4 separate regions of the Homo sapiens genome follow, and all the other regions are linked to region 1. The links are chromatin contacts, found by Hi-C or POLR2A ChIA-PET in ENCODE. All regions are on one chromosome and are shown on one strand. The core of a region is the stretch at or near the end of the contact, and the rest is flanking DNA. Distances in the headings are between cores, read along the strand shown.

What was found. Hi-C counts contacts between places; a loop is a spot of excess contacts on that map. ChIA-PET counts read pairs that join two places held with the same protein, here RNA polymerase II (POLR2A). Pooled maps may share reads with other maps.
Region 2: a loop to region 1 is called in a map of gastrocnemius medialis, with 6 times the contacts of the local background. The contact joins the enhancer-like site here to the promoter of DHRS7 in region 1. A Hi-C loop is called at or near these places in 1 of 168 maps with a recorded cell type or tissue (gastrocnemius medialis) and 1 of 50 pooled maps. POLR2A ChIA-PET finds 5 or more read pairs at or near these places in 1 of 52 experiments (K562).
Region 3: a pooled map shows a loop between it and region 1 (2.2-fold over the local background). The contact joins the promoter of GPR135 here to the promoter of DHRS7 in region 1. A Hi-C loop is called at or near these places in 1 of 50 pooled maps. POLR2A ChIA-PET finds 5 or more read pairs at or near these places in 2 of 52 experiments (T-cell and activated T-cell).
Region 4: a loop to region 1 is called in a pooled map, with 3 times the contacts of the local background. The contact joins the promoter of CCDC175 here to the promoter of DHRS7 in region 1. A Hi-C loop is called at or near these places in 8 of 50 pooled maps.

What each region holds. Positions count from the first base shown.
Region 1 is chr14:60,163,497-60,168,524 of GRCh38, forward strand. DHRS7 (dehydrogenase/reductase 7) reads right to left here and starts at 1,902. Exons shown (of 7, transcript NM_016029.4): 1 at 1,681-1,902. The coding sequence starts at 1,813. RefSeq lists enhancers at 1,366-1,425, 1,616-1,665 and a silencer at 1,866-2,135.
Region 2 is chr14:61,122,867-61,127,894 of GRCh38, forward strand. No RefSeq gene overlaps it. Among named protein-coding and RNA genes, the nearest start is that of SLC38A6, 140 kb to the left of the region's middle. RefSeq lists a silencer at 3,485-3,779. Within about 2 kb of position 2,832, at least 4 of the 41 ENCODE cell types and tissues checked have a DNase peak (open chromatin) inside an H3K27ac peak, as active enhancers do; they include gastrocnemius medialis, where a contact is called at or near this core.
Region 3 is chr14:59,463,340-59,468,367 of GRCh38, forward strand. GPR135 (G protein-coupled receptor 135) reads right to left here and starts at 2,041. Exons shown (of 1, transcript NM_022571.6): 1 at 1-2,041. The coding sequence starts at 1,887. The coding sequence ends at 403. It also overlaps a transcript of L3HYPDH not described here. RefSeq lists a silencer at 1,572-2,111.
Region 4 is chr14:59,574,661-59,579,688 of GRCh38, forward strand. It overlaps CCDC175 (coiled-coil domain containing 175), which reads right to left and starts at 2,152. Exons shown (of 20, transcript NM_001164399.2): 1 at 1,959-2,152; 2 at 283-368. The coding sequence starts at 2,115.

The DNA.
Region 1 (5,028 bases), core at 652-3,151:
TTTATCAAACTACATGTGCAAATTTGCAAATTATATAACTACATAATGATAACAATGTAATTAAATTTAAAATCCTTCAAACTGTTCTTTTCCGACAAAACACAACTGAAAATATTAAATGAATTTCTTAAAATTTTCAATGATCTTAACTTTTAACTTTTCCTTAATATGAGAAAATAACTTTTAACTTAGTAGCTTAGAGATATTCATTCAGATGTTGTCAATAATTTTGCTTTTTAGCACTTGACATAATTTGATGGGTTGAATATTTTTTGTAGGATTAAATAATAAAATATAATCTATTTTCGTTTAATTCTCCAAGTCCAAGTGAACACAAAAGCACTAAAGATCAAACACAAACAACGTCTGCAAGGCAGCCAATGGCAGCCAATAGGCACACATATTCCCCCGCTGAGGTGGAACAATCGATCAAGAGAAAGCCCTTGGTTAATGAAGTTGTGCAGTATTTGGGATTCCTGCTTTAAAAGGAGAAAGCCCAATCACTTGCCATAGTTTTGTAGCACTGCTGTGGCGTCCATGTTGTGTATTTTTCGTGAACTCAATGTCAGTGCTGCACATGCTATACCCAAGAAAACCCAACCAGAAAAATGAAATACTAAGGAATAATATTTTCTCGGGTGGGGTTAAGCTTTGGAGGGGCACAAACCACTGTATTACCAGATTTTTTTTTTTTTTTTTTTTTGTCCACAGGAACCAATTCTCACCTTGGGATCAATATCACCCCCCTCAACGCCCAACCCATAACGCCCCCCCCAAACATAGTCTATCTTTCGAGCTACTATCTCTTCCAAGCAAACTTTGTAACATGCTTTGAGTATTTTTATACCAGAAACTTGGTCCAGGGAAACCCCATTTCCCCAAGTCCTTAAGGATCCAAAGCCTAGCTTTCGGTAGGTCATTTAATTTCTCTGAACATCAGTTTCCCTATCTGGAAAATAAGATTAATAATGCCTACCTTGTAAGAGTTGTTGTAAAAGTTAAATGTTATGTGTGTAAAGCGCTGAGCCAACATACAGCAAATGTACACGATGTCAAATATTAAGCAAGACACAGATAAAGTGAGATAGGCAGTATGCCAATAATGATCTCGCTCCAGCAAACTGCCATTTTTAGTTCTTTCTAGTGTTTGACTAGAATGAGTAAGTAGGTGAAGGACTTCGGATTATCTCAGATTTTATTTCAAAACTGCAGGAGTGGGAAGTGGAGGACAGACTACTTCAGGTAGTAGAACGACCGGGCTTCCGGTACTTACAAAGGAGTTTCCCTTACAAACGCAGGGGGACGCTCACTGTTTCTCAAAGTATCGTCCTCTGAGACAACACCAGAATCCCTTGAGTCCTGCGTAAGATGTCAGAGTCCTCAGGAGCACCGCCGACTCCAGTGCTCTCTTAACAGTTTGGCACTCCCTGGAGAGGTTTCCTAGCCTGAATGGCAAGTCCATGCCATCTTCCGACCAGTACAGAAGACAAAGGGGCTTTTTAGCCCTCGCCTCTTCCTCCCCAACCCGCAGCCCCTGCGTAAGGGGCAGCCGGGCCTTCGGGAAGCTCCACGCAACCCACAAAGGACCCGGGATCACTGCAGAACCCCCGGAGACCCGGACACGCCTCGGCAGCTCCGAGCCCGGCCTCCCACTCGGGAGAGGCTTTGGCCGGTCCTCACCTGGGCGTCGTCCCTGCCACTCGGCCCATAGTAGCGTCAGGTCGCCGTCAGCCCTCAGGAAGCGCAGCAGCTGCACCAAGAGCAGGAGCAGCGCGCACAGCACCAGCAGCCACAGCAGCAGCTCCCAGTTCATTGCGGCCGCGCACGCCCAGCTCGGGGGGAAGAAGACGGCCCGCACCAGAGTCGCGTCGCTGCCCTGCGGGATCGCAGCGCCACCCCTTCGGCCAGCCCAGAGCCGCACTGCCCCGGCTCCGCCCAGGGAGCAGGCCGGGAGGAGGAGCGGCTCGGGCGCGCCGGGCTCAGCACTCGCGGCCCCACTCGCGGTCCTTGGGCGGCCCGCGCCCTCATGCGGCACACCCGGCGGGGCCGGCAGATTGCTTGAATTCAAGTGTCCGAGACCAGCCTGGGCAACATGAGGAAACCCTGTGTCTACCAAAAATAAATAAATAAAATTCCAGTATTTTTAAAGAAGCTGATTCAAACATAAGCTACATATTATACTACGTTATTTCCTCTCTGTACAGGGACACTATCAACGGCCAGGAGACAGATAGAATCATTCTTGCTTGGCCCCTCTTCTCCATTCCTATTCAGAAAGAACATCCCCTTTTCAAGCTTCAGTATCTTTTCATGAGGTCGAGAAAGTGCTGAAGAAAGACTGTGGCTATCACTCAAGACCCCACAAGCCAAGGCAATGGTCCCTCCATGGGGACAAGGTCCTTTTACAATTAGAGAAAAAAAGACTGAAGCCATGTGCTGTGTTGGCACCTTACAACCTGATTCTGACCACACACAAATTTACTCTGGTGTCTGTTTGGCAACCAAAGCCTAGGTTGGTACCAAATCCTCCCCTTACCCAAGCCATTATTCACATCCTAATGTAAACAGCAAATAAAAACAGAGAATGTAATGAAAACACCAAGGTCTTGCCTACTCTAATACACAAAAGAGTAAAATACTGTTTTTGATTAATTTCCGTTTGAAATGACCTTCAAAACATTTAATTGCTTCCCACTAAATACCTACATGTATTTGAGGCATCAATAGTAGCATCTTTCTTGTTTTCAAGCATTTGAAAGCAAGAGGGTTTTCCATTCACAAGCCTCAGAGGGACCCAGTTAGAGTGCATAGAAACTAGGCCATGTATGAGAACGACCTGTGGCCAAATGGAGAAAGTTCTGGGCGTTGATGCAGTAGAACTTTCATCCTCTTCATTTCCTAGAGTACTTTGTGTGCTCTGATGTCAAAGGCTCTTCCTTGGCTGAAACTAAATATGACTTTAAAACAGTCATGGAAATAAAAGAAGCAGTGACTTCCCTCCCCAGTGTTGTTTTCTTTTTCTAGTCTTGCCTGCCAAACTTTTGTTTTTCTTTAAATGTTTTGAAGAATGTTACTTGCAGTAATCAAATTTCCTTAAATAGCTCTTCCTTCTCTTTTTAAATCCTATTATAAACCCCCTACCTGCCTCCCCACCCTCATCCTTCTCTAAAAAGCTTTTTGGGGTTATCTGGACTCAGAGTCATCTTTCCCTAATCTCACCTCTTTTCACAATTACTTCTGAACTATATCTGAAATTGTTTTTTAATTATTTTCAGGGTTAATATAGTATTGTTCCAATGGAACTTTAGAATCCTTGAAATAAAGTAGCAAATCTGATGCTTCTTTTGAAGAGTCTGGAATACATAGCTTAGTGTTGACATGAGAAGCAATAAGCCCACGTTGATTGAATTCTCCTTTCCTTGAAATTTAAACCTCCTTGATAGAGAGTAGAAGGATAGTTACCAGAGGCTGAGAAGAGTAGTGGGAGGGTTGGGGGGGACGTGGAGATGGTTAACGGATACAAAAAATAGAAAGAATGAATAAGACCTAGTATTTGATAGTGCAATGGGGTGCCTATAGTCAATAATAATTTAGTTGTATGTTTTAAAACAACCAGAAGAGTATAATTGGATTGTTTGTAACATAAAGGATAAATGCTTGAGGGGGTGGATACCCCATTTACCATGATGTGATTATTACACATTGTATGCCTGTATCAAAGTATCTCATGTACTCCATAAATATATACACCTACTGTGTACCCACAAAAATTAAAAATTAAAATTCAATTTTTTAAAACCTCCTTGAAGTTCGGAAGTTAATGTTAAAATGAGAGTTGCTAGCATTTAATAAATCAATCTTCTCTAAGTATTATTAAAATGCTTTGAATAAAGTCCGAAAGTCTTTTCTATAACTGGTAACCTTCATTTTTAATTCCAGATGTAATAGAATGGTACCCTGCCTTCCCTCCTTTTAGTAATGGTCACTTTTGATGGTCTGGGGTCAGGCCCATTCATGGCAGCTAAGGCCCATTCATGGCAGCTAAGGCCCATTCAGGTCAGCTAAGATGAAGGCAGTTGTGCGTAAGCAATTGCCATCTTCCATAACAAAAGCATTATACAAAAATAACTTTAAAAATCCAGATCCTCCAAGATCGGCAGTCCCTAGGCGGGGGAAAAAAAGAGTGAGTGGAAACTGTGAGTGGAAACAGGGACTGAGGAATCTAGGGAGGGAATATTCTTCCTCAAGAACAATAAGGGGTTTGTGGTTTTTGATTGAGGATGTTTTCACATCCCTTAGATGCTTTTGGAAATGTGTTGGATGAACAGTGGCCATAGTGCCAGCTAGCCAGGGTGTCATCAGAGTGCTAACGATCTGGGCACTATGTAAAGACATACCCAACAAAGAATTGCCCTGCCCCAAAAGCTCACAGCACCCTTACTCAGAAATCCTGCAACCTGGCCACGGTGGAGAGGAGCTCTGCAATCTATTAGCAGCCTCCCTCCACAAGCTCTGGCTTACACCTGCCTGGCTGTACCCCAGCTACAAGCGTTCAGGTCATGGTCTAGTTTTCTGATATTCTTCAGGCAGACAAGGTCTTACCTAGAGTCTTATTTATAAGAAAATATAACTTACTTTCTTACCTTTAGTAATCTCATGGGATCCCTCAATAGGAATATCTCACTGCACTGTTCACCACATGCAGTTCCCCATATCAGTGCATTGATATTTTGTTTAGATTAGCCAATTTCCACAGTATCTTGGGTCTCTTAAACATAAGCAGTTTATAGCTCTCATTCTCTCTCCCTTAAATGCTCTGTTTCAAACTTCCCTTTATATATCTTGTCCATGATTTAGTAGTGGTGGTTGTTATTCTAATCTAGAACTTCAAACACTCATGCACACATGAGTACATGCAAAGCTGGTGAAATTTGAACGAGGTCTGTGGATTTTGCCAATACCAATTCCCTGGTTCTGTTATTGTTCTAAAATTATGTAAAATTTACTAGTGGGGAGAACGGGGTACAG
Region 2 (5,028 bases), core at 1,582-4,081, 960 kb after region 1:
AAATTATAAAATCTGGCTGGGTACGGTGGCTCATGGCTGTAATCCCAGTGCTTTGGGTGGCCAAGGTGGGAGGTTCCCTTGAGCCCAGGAGTTAGAGACCAGCCTGGGCAACATGGCAAAACCCTGTCTCGACATGGCTAAATAAAAAAATTAGCCAGGCATGCTGGTACACACCTGTAGTCCCATCTACTTGGGAGGCTGAGGTGGGAGGATCACCTAAGCTCAAGAGTCCAAGGTTACAGTGAGCTATGATTGTGTCACTGCACTCCAGCCTGGGCAACAGAGTGAAACTTTGACTCTTAAAAAAAAATTATAAAATCGGTGTTTGTTTTACAAGAATTTGAAATTCTAAGCTATATAAAAAGGAAAATAAATATCACCATAATCCCACTGCCAGGGAGTGCCACGGGGTACTGGCACTGTTCCTCCAGCCCTGTATCTGTATATGCCTATATGCCCATTTATACCCATGTTGGATATCAGTAAGGATTCCCCAGCCTCTCACACTGTTGGAGAGGCTCAACCCTGTTCCATGCCCTCTAGAAGTCTAAAGTCCTCCCCAAGCCTTCTGGAAATTCCATGGGGTCTTCAGTCCTCAGGATCACCCCTGCCCCCAAGCATGGATTTCTATAGCTAATTTCCTGGTGTTGTTCCGTTTTTCATGAACACAGATGGAGAGTACGTCTTACCCTGGGTTTCTACCCTAAATCTGCACTCACACAGATCAATTATTGATGGGGTGGACTTCACTGAAAATTTTAGGAGGGGGTGGAGTTGGAGTTAGTTTGAAACCACAGTAGCAGCCAAAACACCAGGCATCTTTGTGTCCTCCAGGCAGCTACCAGGCAGAGTATCTGTGACTTCTTCACCCTGGGAGGCCTCAGACTCACACCTCCAGGCTCCTGGCTTCCCCCTTGGTTCCATGCCCCTCCCCCAGCCCTCCCCACCAGCGGCCCCCAAAGCATCTCTTCTGTTTCTTTGCCCCCCTCCCCTATGGTCTTCCTTCTAATGCAAGGAAGTTGCTTATAAAGGACTTTGTTTAAATAAGGACCGTTCTTATAGCAACTGTTACAATAACAAAAATCTTGAGATCATACTCTACATACATTCTTTATTCTGCCTTTTTAAATTGAGCGTTACACTTTTAGCACTTTCCCATATCATTAAATATTTAGCAGCACTGGATTTCATCAAAAAGATGCACCATCATTCATTTCTCCATTCCACTATTTTTGGATATTCTTTGCTTTGGGGAAATTTACAAAGCAGAAATTATTAGCTCGAGGAGTGTGAATATTTCTAAGGTCCCATACTAATTGCCAAATTGTCCTCCAGAAAGGTTATGTCAATTTGCACACTCTGAAGCTCTAAATGAGAGTGTTGAGTGACTTTATTCTTTAAACAGTTTGCTAACTTGACATTGTCTGTGGAAGAGACTATTTTAGGTCAGTAAAATATCTGGTCAGAGTCACAGCCACAGAGAGCCCAGGGTGTGAGGGAGCTTTTGGCCTTGGGGGACTCCAGGGCCCTGGGGCAGTTGATAAACCTCCCAGGACCTCCGGTGCTTCTCCGTAGCCTGGCTCCCACTGGCTCCAGTGCTCAAAGCAAATTCTTCCCCCAAGCCCTGCAACTTTCCCTGGGGTAGCTCTCATTCCACCTCTATAACCAGGAAGGGCCCCTTGGGTAGGCACCCCTCAGCAAATACCCCTAGCTTGTCCTCAGCAGATGTGGTTGGCGGTGGGCAAACTGGCCTTCTCCCCTGCTCAGTAGGGAACTGGACTTCTGGACCCACCCAGACTCATTTCTCTCTATGTCATTGTGTCAGAGGTGTTTGAACCAGAGGAACTCCATCTTAAATAGGAGCTGGGTAAAATGAGGCTGAGACCTCCTGGGCTGCATTCCCAGATGGTTAAGGCATTCTAAGTCACAGGATGAGATAGGAGGTCAGCACATAAAGACCCTGCCATAAAGACCCTGCTGATAAAACAGGTTGTAGTAAAGAAGCCAGCTAAACCCCACCAAAACCAAGATGGCCAAGAGAGTGATCTCTGGTCATCCTCACTGCTACACTCCCACCAGTGCTATGACAGTTTACCAATGCCATGGCAACATCAGGAAGTTACCCTATATGGTCTAAAAAGGGGAGGCATGAATAATCCACCCCTTGTTTAGCATATTATCAAGAAAGAACCATAAAAATGGGCAACCAGCAGCCCTCAGGACTGCTCTGTCTATGGAGTAGCCATTCTTTCGTTCCTTTACTTTCTTAATAAACTTGCTTTCACTTTACAGACTTGCCCTGATTCTTTCTTGCGTGAGATCCAAGAACCCTCTCTTGGGATCTGGATTGGGACCGCTTTCCTATAACAGTTGGAGTTTGGAAGAGATGAACAGCCTCCATTTCCCCATCCCCCCATCCCTCCAGCAGAGAATATAGGGTCACTTTCCCCCTTCCTAAAGGCTACAGAGGCTCACAGCAGCAGAGCCTCGAGTACTACCCCCCTTTCCTTTTCTGAAATGAGAGATGTCCAGGGAATCGGGGACATCTTTCCCTCTTCTCTCTGTTAGGATGCTAGTGAGTTCTGCTTTTCCCACTTTGTGAGCAAAGCACACATGTGCACAGCTAACAAGCCAGATGATTTCTAAATAAACTAAAAATACTGCCTTATCTCAGAGGCCTGTGCTGAAGGAGCTTGTTTAGAGTATCGGATGAACATTTACAAATAGAAAATCCTTCCGAGTTACCTGCTGTTACACCCCATGGCTTCCTCCCCTGGAACACAGCAAAGGACCTGGGGTGACTGGAGCAAGTGGCCATCAGGGTTTGGTGATACTGCGTCTGATTTGTCCTCTCCTCTAGACTCGAGACAACTCCAGGGCAGATCCTGGAGCCTCAGCCCCAGTCCAGGGTCTGGTACATAGAAGGCGCCCCACAAGGGTTGGTGGTTGGTGGGAACACAGCAAAGTGGGAATTCCTTGGCTGGTACTGTGCAGGTGATTGAAGCCAGCTGCCTAGGGTTAAGATATCCCATTTCCCAGTCTGGGTAGGAGAAACCCAGGTACATGTTCACACATGTCCACTCTGTTTGCCTCTCCCTCCCATCCGGAGTCCTTCCACAGTGTCCCCTCCTTGGGACATCTGCTTCCCCAGCATATGCCTCTGGGGCACTTTGCTGCAGAATGGAAGAAGATCAAGTGCTCTCCTGTTCCAGGTCAGGCACTTTGGATTTAACCTTGAGGCAGAGGCTCAGCTGCCCTGACAACCCACAGCTCATTTCTACAGCAACACCTCCTGCAAAGGTAGCCCAGCACGTCCTTGGCCACCAGCTTCCTGCGGTGATAAAAATAGCTGAGGCCCCGCAGCTGCTGAATGATGAATTCTGGAAGGAGATGATTGATTCTCACAGCTGAGTCTCGGGGTCAGCGAGTGTTGTGCAAGTGGAGACGCCGGGGTGAAGGATGGGGGTTCTGCTATAGATAGAACTGTTGACAGAGTGATCCTGGGCTTCTCCCCACCTGAGGGGAACATAAACTGAGCTAATTAAAAGGAACTGCAAAGGGCTGTTGGAAATGATGCAGACGCGTGCATCCTTTGCTTTCAGACCATCTTTGACCTTTTTGGAATGTGCAGTCATTTCCCCTCCTTCCTTCTGGCACAAGATTCAAAGTGGGGAGAAAGTGTTCATTTCCAGGGAAGGCAATGGGGTGGTAAAGTGAGAGGAGTGCCTGCTTTCCCTAAAACAATGGTGAGGAACTGTCAGGGCTTATGAAACACCACAGGGACACCAATGTCAGGCAGCACCTAACAGCCTGGAATTAAAATCTGCTCCCCGCTTGCTCAGGCTGGAGGAGTGCTCCTGCTGGCCTTGCCAGGGGACTAGCCTGTGATCTACCATGGCTGCACTCTGATTAATCACAGTGATCTAAGGTTAACTGTGCACATGAAGCTCCTGACCAGCACCAGAGTAGCTTGTAAGCCAGTGCCCATGTCATAAAGCCATTGCAATTGCACTGTGCACAAGTAAACAGCTGGGCCTGTGACATTGCACAGATGGACTGGATCTGGGCAATTCATAGATATCACCATATGCATTTACTTTATAGTACATATTTTCTGGGCAATCTATCCCCCAGTGTTCTATAAAGTAATAAGAATAAGGTTTCAGAGAAAGGGAGAGAGAGAAAAGTCACTGGACAATGGGGAAATTAAGAAGCAAATGAGAAAGGATATGTTTTCAGATGAGATTATTAAAAAGATGATGAGTTGATGAGGTGGCCAGACGAAGAGAAGATAATCCAGATGGCTATTGCTCCCAAAGAGAAGGCTCTGTGTTGTAATCAGAGCAGAGAAAAAGGGTGAAGGAGACCTACTGGCTTTCATGAAAGAGACAAAGGGGAGCCCCTGCAGGGGAGTCTGGGTGAGGACCACAGGCTTGAAAGCAAAGCAGACCCTTCCTTTGTCTTTATTGGAATCCTATGAAAGGCAAGTCCTGAATGCCTTTACGCCTTTCTCTCCATCCTTTTCTCATTATCTGCTCCTCTGAATTACATCTTGCCAGCTCCAAACCCTTCCCCAGGTAGCTCCCATCTCTCCCACCCGCTAAGGTATCCTGGAGTCACCTCTGCCTCCATCAGTGCCTTTGGGGATGCAGCAAGTGGAACTGAATCCACATACTCCGGTTATCCCTGACTGTAGAGTTCATACAGAAGCTATCTGTATGCCTCCTCATTACGTAAAATTTAGAGTCAATTCAAAGGAGGGTAACAGGACAATGAGGGGTCTGGAAATGGAGTCAGATCAGCTTAGGTAAGGTAGGGGGCTGATACTATAATTAGTCTGGAAAAGAGAAGATTTCAGATAACCCTGCAGGTTGTCTCCAGGTCTGTCCCTCATATTTGTGGGAGATAAATGGAGACCTCTTATCTTCCAAACCCCTACTCTGTCCCACTGCAAGAGGAGTTGCACACATGTACATATGTGGACAACCCAGGCTGCACATCCAAGCTGCATTTCCACACCCCACCAGA
Region 3 (5,028 bases), core at 791-3,290, 700 kb before region 1:
GAGGGGCTTTCAAGCAGCTCTGAAGGTCTCCATTCATTCCTGAAATTCTGTGTAGTTGAACAATACTGGTTGCATTCAATGTTTTGTTTGTTTCACAGTGTGGTCCTATAATATGAGCTTTTCAGTTATAGTGAATGTTATTTTTGTCATTTTTGGCACTTACAGTTCACAATGCTTGGTTATGTGGTTTAAGATTGTTTTAATTTTTGCATTTTACATTCCTTTTGGCACTTTTGAAGAAGGGACATTGTCTTTTATGTTGTTTGGGGAAAGTGGTAAGCCTCCCCCGTCTCTAGCTTTAAATGTTTGGCTTTATGAAATCCACAACTCTCCCCCAGAATCTTCCATCATTAAATAATGCGAGTGGAAATTTGCCTTCATAAGCTGGCCATTCCAACCGTCTTAGAGGCTGGTATCCCCAGCTTCGGATTTAGGCTGTTTGGTCACTGCCGTCACCGGCTCTGGTGGTCCCTCTCGGCAGAAAAGTACAACTGGATTTTTGCGGGCCCACATGGCCACGTCCCCTGCCACTCCGCTGGCCGGGTTGGAAGAGGACATCCTGTTGCAGGCCCCCAGCCGGTTGGCATAGCGGTTTCGAAGGCGACTGCGGCTTCTGGCTTGCAGACCCGGGCCCTGGCTGGGCAGGAAAGCGTCCACATTCCTAGTCCGGTAGCCCTCCTCGCGGTTGCGCCCTAGGAGCATCGAAATGTTGGGATTGCGGATGGCGTAGATGACAGGGTTGATGGCCCCATTGGCCCAGGTCAGCCAGACGGCCACCACGCTGAGGAGCGAGGGGGCCTGCATGGTCTGGGCCTGCCGGGCGGCGGCCAGCAGCACCAGGAAGCAGTAGGGCCCCCAGCAGCAGATGACGAAGACGATCATGATGAGGACGGTGGTGGCCGTGCGCACCTCGCTGAAGAAGCGCAGCACGCGCGCGTAGGTGTTCACCGGCCGCACGCGCACGTCCGACAGGCGCACCGTCTTGCAGATGTGGTAGTGGCAGAAGCACATGAGCAGGAAGGGCAGCAGGTAGCAGGCCACCACCAGCCCCACGCTGAAGGCCGCGCCCAGCTGCGCGGGGTCCGGGGAGGTCCGGTAGAGGCAGCCGTGGAAGCTCTGCGCCGCCGCGAGTTCCCGGGGCGCCCCGAGCAGCTCCCAGGGCAAGGAGAAGCCCAGGGCCGTCAGCCAGGCGCCCGCCAGCAGCTGCAGCGCGCGGCGGCGGCCGATCTTCTCCCGCGGCGGCCGCACGATAGCGCAGTAACGGTCCAACGAGATGAGCGCCACGCTGAGCGTGGACACGATGCCGAAGCACGAGCTGAAGAAGCGGCTGGCGGCGCAGAAGCCGCGCCAGGGCCCCGCGGCGGCGGCAGGCGCCGAACCCCCGGGCGGAGTGAAGAGGTCCAGGAAGGCGGCGGGCAGGCAGAGCAGCGCCGTGAGCAGATCCGATAGGGACAGCGACAGGATGAAGGCGTTGGTGACGGTGCGGAGCTGCCGGTGCTTCACAATCACCCCCATCACCGCGCAGTTGCCAAGGCTAGACAGCAGGAAGATGAGCAGGAGGACGAGCGCCTGGGCCGCCACTGCAGCTCCGTGCGACAGCAGCGGCGCCGCCTCCGGGCCTAGCGGCCGCCTCACCGCCGCCCCCGCCTCCCGCGCTGCCCCGGACCCGCCAAGGCCGCCGCCACCGGGAGCGGCAGCTGTGCCGCCTCCGCTTGCGTCGCTCAGGTTCCCCAGCGCCGCGGTCGCCACGGTGCTGAAGGAGAGCACGGCCGCCGTGGCCGCGGAGGAAGTCCCGCCAGGTGGGCCGGCCGCGGAGGGGGCGCCGGAGTGCTGGCTGCCCAGTAAGGCCATGCTCGCTGGTGGGCGGGGCGGCTGCGGCTCCTCCATGGGGCCCAGTGGCGGCCGCGGATCTCCTCATCCCGCACCGGGGGCGGCGGCCGCTAGGTCGGAGTGGTGGCTCGGGGCCGGGGGCTAGCGGCCGCCGCGGGGAGCTGGGCTCGGCCGGAGGGGTGGCGGTCGCTGGGGACCTGGCGGAGCCTTTGACGTGGGTTCCAGCGTTGCCGAGGGAACCGCGTGTTTACGCAGGAGCGCGGGGCGGGACGGCAGCCCAGTACCCGCTGCAAAGCCGACCCGCGACACCGCCACTCCGGAGGTTACCGGCCCGGGTGTTCGGGTTTCCGAGAGTGCCAGGTCGACCTCCTGAGGGACCAATGTCCGGCCAGATAAAGTGCCGACTGGCATGCAAACAAATGACCAGATTCAACGAAAGTTCACTCTTGCTCTCTTTTGTAGGGTACAAATGTTCTACAGGCAGGCCTTTTGGGGAGTGGTGGGGGGGGCACTCTGCTTCCTGTGGGTGCTTTTGGTATATACAGGTAGGAAAGGAATCTAGAAAGTGAAGTGAAAGAAAAATCCAGAAGTCTACATCCAGACATCTTAAACTTGAGAAGCAGACTAATTTAAACCAGTAATTCTCAAACTTGAGCTAACAGAATTCACATAGAGGGCGTGTTAAAATACAAGTGACGAGGTCTGAACCCCAGCGTTTCGAATATGTCTGGGGAAGTACCCAAGAATTTGTATCTCTAACGGGTTCGCGGGTGGTGATGATGATGCTGGTCCCAGGACCACACTTACAGAAGCACTGATGTCAAGAGTTTCATAAAATGCAGATTCCCAGGCTGACAGAATTACTAAGGATGGGCCCATGACTCTAAACCCCGTAGGTGATTCTGATACAGGTGCTCTGAGGAGCTAGGATAGTTCCTTTAGATGTTACTTCATTTCCAAGGGCCTGGACCTCAGGCCCCTACTGGCTGATAAATGGGGGGAGAGGGATTGGTGCCTTGCCCTGCTAGCAGCCTTCATCTGTTCTCAGGAATGGGGTATGTTTTGAGTCTAAGGTGCTGCCAGCCTGGCAATCACCACAGATGCAGCTCCAGGTACCTGGCTGGGAGATACGGGGAAAAGAAAGGCAGGGCTACCCAGGGAAGTTGCATCTCAAGTTTCTGGGCATGGCCTCTAATGGGGAAAAGTGTGATAAACCCTCAGGTTAACTAACCCTGGGCTCTTCGCTAAAGCAGTGGTTCACAGAGTATGGACATTGGACCAGCAGCATCAACATCCCCTGGAAACCTTGAGAAATACAAATTATCAGGCCTACAGTGCATAGGATACCCCTGATCTACTGAAACTCCTGTGGTGGGGCCCAGGCACCTATGTTTTAACAAGCCCTCCCAGTGATTCTGATGCACAAATTTGAGAAACACTGCTCTAAAGAATGACTAGTATATTTGTAGATCTTAGAATCAATGGTATTAGTATTGGAGTGCTTATTTCATTCAGAAAAAATATCCTACAGGAAATTTACAGTATAAATAGAAGAACGTTTAAGGTGGCAAACCAAAACTGGGTTTGTCAGCCTAAGCGTCATGGACTTTTGGGCCAGATAATTCTTTATTGCAGGGGCCATCTATACATTGTATGATGTTCAGCAGCATCCCTAGTTCCTACCTACGAGATGCCAGTAGCACCTCTCCCAGCTGTGACAACTAAAACTGTCTTCAGATATTGCCAAATATCCTCTTGGGAGCAGTCAATGCCAGCTTAATCTAGACTGATTTTGTCTTAATTTTGTCAATCAAAGCAAAAATATAATTATCATACATTAATTTATTTGGCAAACACAATCTTCTCAGATTGTGCTTAGTTTTAGGAAACAACATATAAGATAGGAAACCCAGCCCAAATAAGCTTAAGCCACCGGCCAACACAGTATATTACAGTGTGCTAAATATTGTCTTAAAAATATGTGAGTGAAATTATTTGTCTTCCTGACAAAGACTTTGTACAAGAGGTGACATTAGACTTTTTAAAAAAAGAAGAAAGGGAAAGAACATTTGATGAATGTGCAAAGTCTGGAGGTTAGTGTTGAAGTGAGCAGTGTCTGAATTCTAGGATATTGGAGATGGGGAGTGAAGAAGGAAATAAATGATCAAAGTTTATTGGGGCTACCTTATGATGGGCCTTGTAGGCCATGCTCTGGAGACTGAACTTCATCAGGGGAGGAGGGGCTAATAGCATAAGGGAGGGCCGTGAGCAAGTGCATGGTTCAGAAGGACCAGAAGGACTGCACTCTTCTGCTTCCTTCCTTCCTCATCTTTCTCAGTGTCCTCTCCTCTGCCAGTTCATCCTCTTCCACCTGCCTTTACATGCTGGAGTTCATCAAAGCCCTGTTCTCAGCTCCTCTGGACTCCCCCCTCGGCCCCATCTCACTCACATCCAGGACTTCAAAGATAATCTATATATTCATTACTCAAATTATGTCTGTGGCCCCAACCTACATGTCCTGCTACTTGGCATCTCTCTCCTTGATGTGCCAGTGGCACATCAAATGGGTGCATGATCTTCTTCCTACTTCCCCGGTAAAACTTGGTCTTCAATACTCTGTATCTCAGAATATGGTAGAACCATCCTTCTAGCTTTTAAGCCAAAAACTTAAGAGTTTTCCTTGATGAATCCCTCCTCCTTACCACCAGTCCACATCCAATTCATCAACCAAGACCTATGGATTTTAGTTGCGGACTATCTTTGCATCCATTCATCTCCTCCATCCTGAATCTTGGCTCTCATCCTCTCTTTGGACTACTGTTGTCACTGTTGTCCTAACCGGTCTTCCCACATCCAGTTCCTACATTGTAGGCAGCTAGGCATAATGCTCTTAAAAAAATTCTTCATGCCACTTACTTATTTAAACTCTTCTAATTAGGCCAGTGTAGTGGCATGTGCCTGTAGTCCCAGGTACTTAGGAAGCTGAGGAGGGAGGATCGTATGAGCCCAGTAGTTACAGGCCAGCCTGGGCAACATAGTGAGACCATGTCTCTTTTAAAAAAAATCCTATTGGCTTTCCCCATTTATTTTAGAATAAGGACCCCAATCCTTAATATTTCCTACAAGGCACTGCATGATTTGACCCTGCTTCCTCTCTAGTCTCATTCGGTACCACTTTCCTTCTTTTTTCTGTGTTCC
Region 4 (5,028 bases), core at 902-3,401, 590 kb before region 1:
TGAACCGTATTATCACCCACATTGCTTTCTCTAAATGAGCTTGCCCTCATCCACAGCCATAAGCCCATAATTTAGTTTTCTTCATGGAAAATCAAGTAACAATCCACAGTTGATCAATAATTGTGCAAATCCTTACAAAATTGAGAGAAAAATATTTTTAAGTTCAGGGTAACTATATTCCCTAGTCATCTACTTAATACTTTGAACAGAATTGGTGCGAAATGAAAGTTTGAAGAAATATGTGGAAGATTGAAGAAATGGTTCTTATAGATAATACAATACCAATTTCTTAACAGCTACAGCAATGTCCTTAAGAAAGATCTTAGCTTCTTCATTACATTTAAAATAGTCACTTTGCAGTGATTGTTCTGAAAAAAAAATTAGAAAATAAAGATCTCTTATTTATCTATCCAAATCCTACTTAACCTTTTATGATCTAGCTCAAATGCTTACTCGGCTGGAAGTTACATCTTCAGTCTCTGAATTTTTATTGTACATTACACTAATCTCTTTTGTACTTATTTCCTATTCCATAATGTTATAATTTAGGTATATATTTTATGCTCCTTGAGGACAAATGTGCTGGAGATTTACATATTAATATTTTATAACTCAGGGCAAGAGGGTGTAATGATTTTTTTTTCCTATGAAATATGTTCTGAGTGTCTAGACATTAACAGAAAAATGTATTTGTACATAAGTACTAGGGTTGCATTGGCATGCCGATCTAGAGATCAAGTATGAAAAGAGTTCAAGGTTCTAGGTCTGTCATTGACAGTGACCTCAGATACATGTGAATAATTTAGGTCTTAATAACTTTAGGTCTCCTCAGTGGGTAACATTCCTTTTTTTTTTTTTTTTTTTTTTGAGACGGAGTCTCGCTCTGTCGCGCAGGCTGGAGTGCAGTGGCACCATCTCGGCTCACCACAACCTCTGCCTTCTGAGTTCAACGGATTCTCCTGCCTCAGCCTCCCGAGTAGCTGGGATTACAGACGTGCGTCACCACGCCCGGCTAATTTTTGTATTTTTAGTAGAGACGGGGTTTCACCATGTTGGCCAGGCTGGTCTCAAACTCCTGACCTCAGGTATCCACCCGCCTCGGCCTCCCAAAGTGCTGGGATTACAGACATGAGCCACCGCGCCCGGCCAACATTCTTCATGATAACATTTACCCAAGCATATTTGCTAAGAATTGTGAAATTAACCTAGCGCATTTAAGAAGGAAAATAAAAACTATCCCAAATTAATAGTAACATTGTAACATAAATCAATACGATTATCTTGAAGAAATGGGATGATTCTAGTGAAGCACTGAAATGTTTTGTTGTTTGGCCTAAACGGTTTTTGCACCGAACAAGAAACACCCTTTCTTGGATTGTCTTACCTTAAGCTTAAGTGACTTGATTACAGGTTCAGCTTTCTAACTGAAAAATACTTTAACCTGGCCCTATCCAAGGTCATTTTCTATTAGAATCTCCTAAACAACCCTTTACATCTAATTTTTCTTGCTCAACACAACAGAAGCCTCTTAAACACTCCCTTTCCTATTTGCTTGTTAAATTCTCCAGTTTGCCACGGCAAAATGTCGGAGGAAGTTAACTTGTAAAGGAACGGCAAGAAGAGAACTGAAATCGAAGGCATAATCTAAATGCAGGTGTGTAATCAGGTCGCAGGCATAGGGCAGTGGCTTGGGAGTCCCGGATTTGTCACCTCAGTAATTTAACTACTACTGAGGGTTGAGCGAAGTCACCTCAGCTGCGCTAGGGCAGGAGATCTGGGCACTTGGTCCCACCCGCCACCTCTCTCTCCCCAGCCTCCAAGGAGCGGGGAGAAGGCTCTGCCCTGCCCAGTGATGCCCTGGTTCCGGGAGGAGAGTCCCCGCTCAGGGTTCCCGCTGAGTGCCTCCTAAGCGCCACCTCTGAGGAGACGTCCCTTCCAGCGCCCGAGGGGCGTCTTACCCACAACAAACAGCTGCTCCAGCGCCTCGACCGCGACCGAGGAGCCCAGGGTGGAGGGTAAGGTGCATAACTCCAGGGAGGGGCCAGTGGAGACGGCAGCCGCCTGCACCAGCTTCTCGCCAGCGCCCAGCCCTGGGGTCCAGGGGCTCAGGGCCATTTTGCCGCTCTACTTGAGCGCCTCCTAAGCCAGAGCCAAGGATTGCCGGTTGCCACGGGCAACGAGGACACCGAGGTCGTGGGGCGCCCCCTCGTGGCCCGCACCTCTAGTAGGTACCCTCCTGGTTCTCTAATTTTATCCACGATAATTAAGCAGTCTGGGAAGAATGACTCTCTCTTTAGCTAATTTTTCCCCTTTCAATTTCCATTGCGTTAGTTCAGGCCTGTATCTTTTTTGTGGGCCACTGGAATCATAATAATGATCACTTTTGAGCGCATCTTTGTGCCGGATACTGCAGGAGAACCTTTATATACAGTAGCTCACTTAATCTTCACAAGGACTTTGTGAGCAGGCTCTTTTAGTACCTCCACTTTTACAGACACGTAAACTGAGGCGCGGGCGACTAAATGAACGGCTCAAGACCACAAGAGGATAATATTGGATTTAAAGTGACGTCTGGGCCGGGCGAGGTGGCTCACGCCTGTAGTCCCAGCACTTTGGGAGGCCAAGGCGGGAGGATCACCTGTGGTCATGAATTCAAAACCAGCCTAATCAACATGGTGAAACCCCATCTCTACTAAAAATACAAAAATTAGCCGGGCGTGGTGGCGCGTGCCTGTAGTCCCAGCTACTCAGGAGGCTGAGGCAGGACAATCGCTTGAACCCGGGAGGAAAAGGTTATAGTGAACCGAGATCTCGCCATTGCACTCCAGCCTGGGCGACAAGAGCTAAACTCCATCTCAAAATAATAAAATAAAATAATAAAGTGAAGTCTGTATGACTCTTTCTACTATGCTACAAAACCTTCTTTTGTACTAATTTAGAACTTTCCTTGTATCTAGTACATCACTGAGCACATTTTGCCTTGAATCATAGTGATTTTTCTCTGTCTTCCCATCGAACTGTGAGCTCTGTGATGACGGGGACAGGAGGATATTATTCATTTTTCTCTGCATCTCCAAAATTCAGCTTAGCATGAGGCTTAGGTTGAGTCTGTCAGTTCCTTTTCCTCTGGTGGGTTAGAGAGAAGCAAAGGTGATTCAACCCTCCTCTTCTTTTCTCTACAGATGGCAAAATTGAAATTAGAATGATAGTAACAATGACAATAGCTATCAATTGTTAAATGCTTATTTTGTTCCAGGCACTGTTTTAAATACTTTGCAGTACCCCATTTAACCCTCACAAATAATCTTTTGAGCTAGGTATTATTGCCTGCTTTGCAAGTGAGGGCACTGAGCTACATCCTAAACCACTGTGCAACACTGCCTTGGAGGGGACACAGCATACCAGTAGCAGAACTAGTTCTAGAATCCAGGCCTCCTTCATCCAGGGAGTGCCATATTTTGGTGTTGGAAACCATCCTGGACAACATCCTCCTTTTTTGCTGGATTTGGTCTATTGGTATTCAAATCTGTTCCTGCCCTTCTGGGCCCTCCTCTGTGTGGCAGGAGTAAGAAGACTGGATATGAAATTTCCTGGATGTCCTTGCCACCTGTTTTCTTGGTAAGTTCCACTAATGGGAAACACTTGAGGGAGATTAGAAGGCCGAGAAATCATGCATTTCTGCCTCCAGAAGTGGTAGTTTCAGGCTACAGTTGACTGTAGGTCCCAGCAGTTTTGGTGGCTCTAGAAGTGGCAGGAGTAGGAGCCAAGTGACTCCAGCAGTCTCCAGCTGCTCAGCACTATATGTGAGCTTGTGCGTACAGTACAGGTGTTATGGCAGCTCTGATGTCTGGGGTCTTCTTTATCTTCTTACCCTTTGGCTTCTATACCCCTTGTAACAAATTCCTTGTGATATACTTCTCTCTTCTGGAAATATCTAGACTGGACTACTTCAAGGCAACCCTTAAGCTGTCACCAGAAGACTCTTCTTACATATCGCATCATTTGGATCACATTGCTCTCCATTATCTATGAATAAAGGCTAATCTTAAGGGGGCATTTTGTGTCCTCCCCACTTACTGGATTTGTTACAGATTTTCTTACATTTCTCTATTTCCCTTCATGTCTCTAATACTTTCTTTTTCCCTGAACTTTGTGAGAAAGTTACATGTACATACACATACATATGTATAAAGTGGGAAAAGCAAGTTGAAAAAGAAACGTACAGTATTCAATTAATATTTAATTTTTATAAATTAAATATTTTGTGAGAGATGATCAGCTTCTAACTTGTCTCATGGTTCCTTTTATATGGGATGCCCTGTACAAAATTCAACCACAATTTTTCAAAGGAAACTTTATAAATTCTGAAATAGAAATCTAGGCAAACAACATGAATCATCACTTAATAAAAGAAAAAAAATTCCGAGAAACATACGGAAAGAACATTTACCCTCATTAGCATTCAAAGAAAAATAATACTCTCATTTTCTCATAATATTAAGATTAAAAAGAATAATACTTCAAAGTATTGACACTGGGAATATGCATACTATCTGAAGGACAATTTGGAAATTTGTGTAAGGAGCCTTGACATACAGTAATTCTTCTAAGAATTGTTCTTAAAGAAATAATCACAGGTTTGTCCATGGGCATAGGTATGAACTTGTTTATTGCAGTCCTGTTTTAAATACTGAAAAATAGCCCAAATGATCTACAGTAGGACACTGTTGTTAAGTAATTTATGGGACATCCATGCAGTGGAACAATCTAGAAGGCAATCCGCCATGTGGTTAAGAGCTTGGGTTCTGGTGGATTTAAATGCGTTCCACTACTGATTGGATGGAGTATCTCCTGAGACAGCCTCCCAGCTCATGCTGCCAGTGTCTCAGCTCTAAAGGGGTGGTGACGGTGATAGGAGTTCTCAGTTCATAGGATTGTTCAAAGGATTAAATTAAGTGAGCACATGGTAGATACTTAAAAAACACTAATGATAAAGTAATAATAGGGTACCTATTAAGAATAATGGGT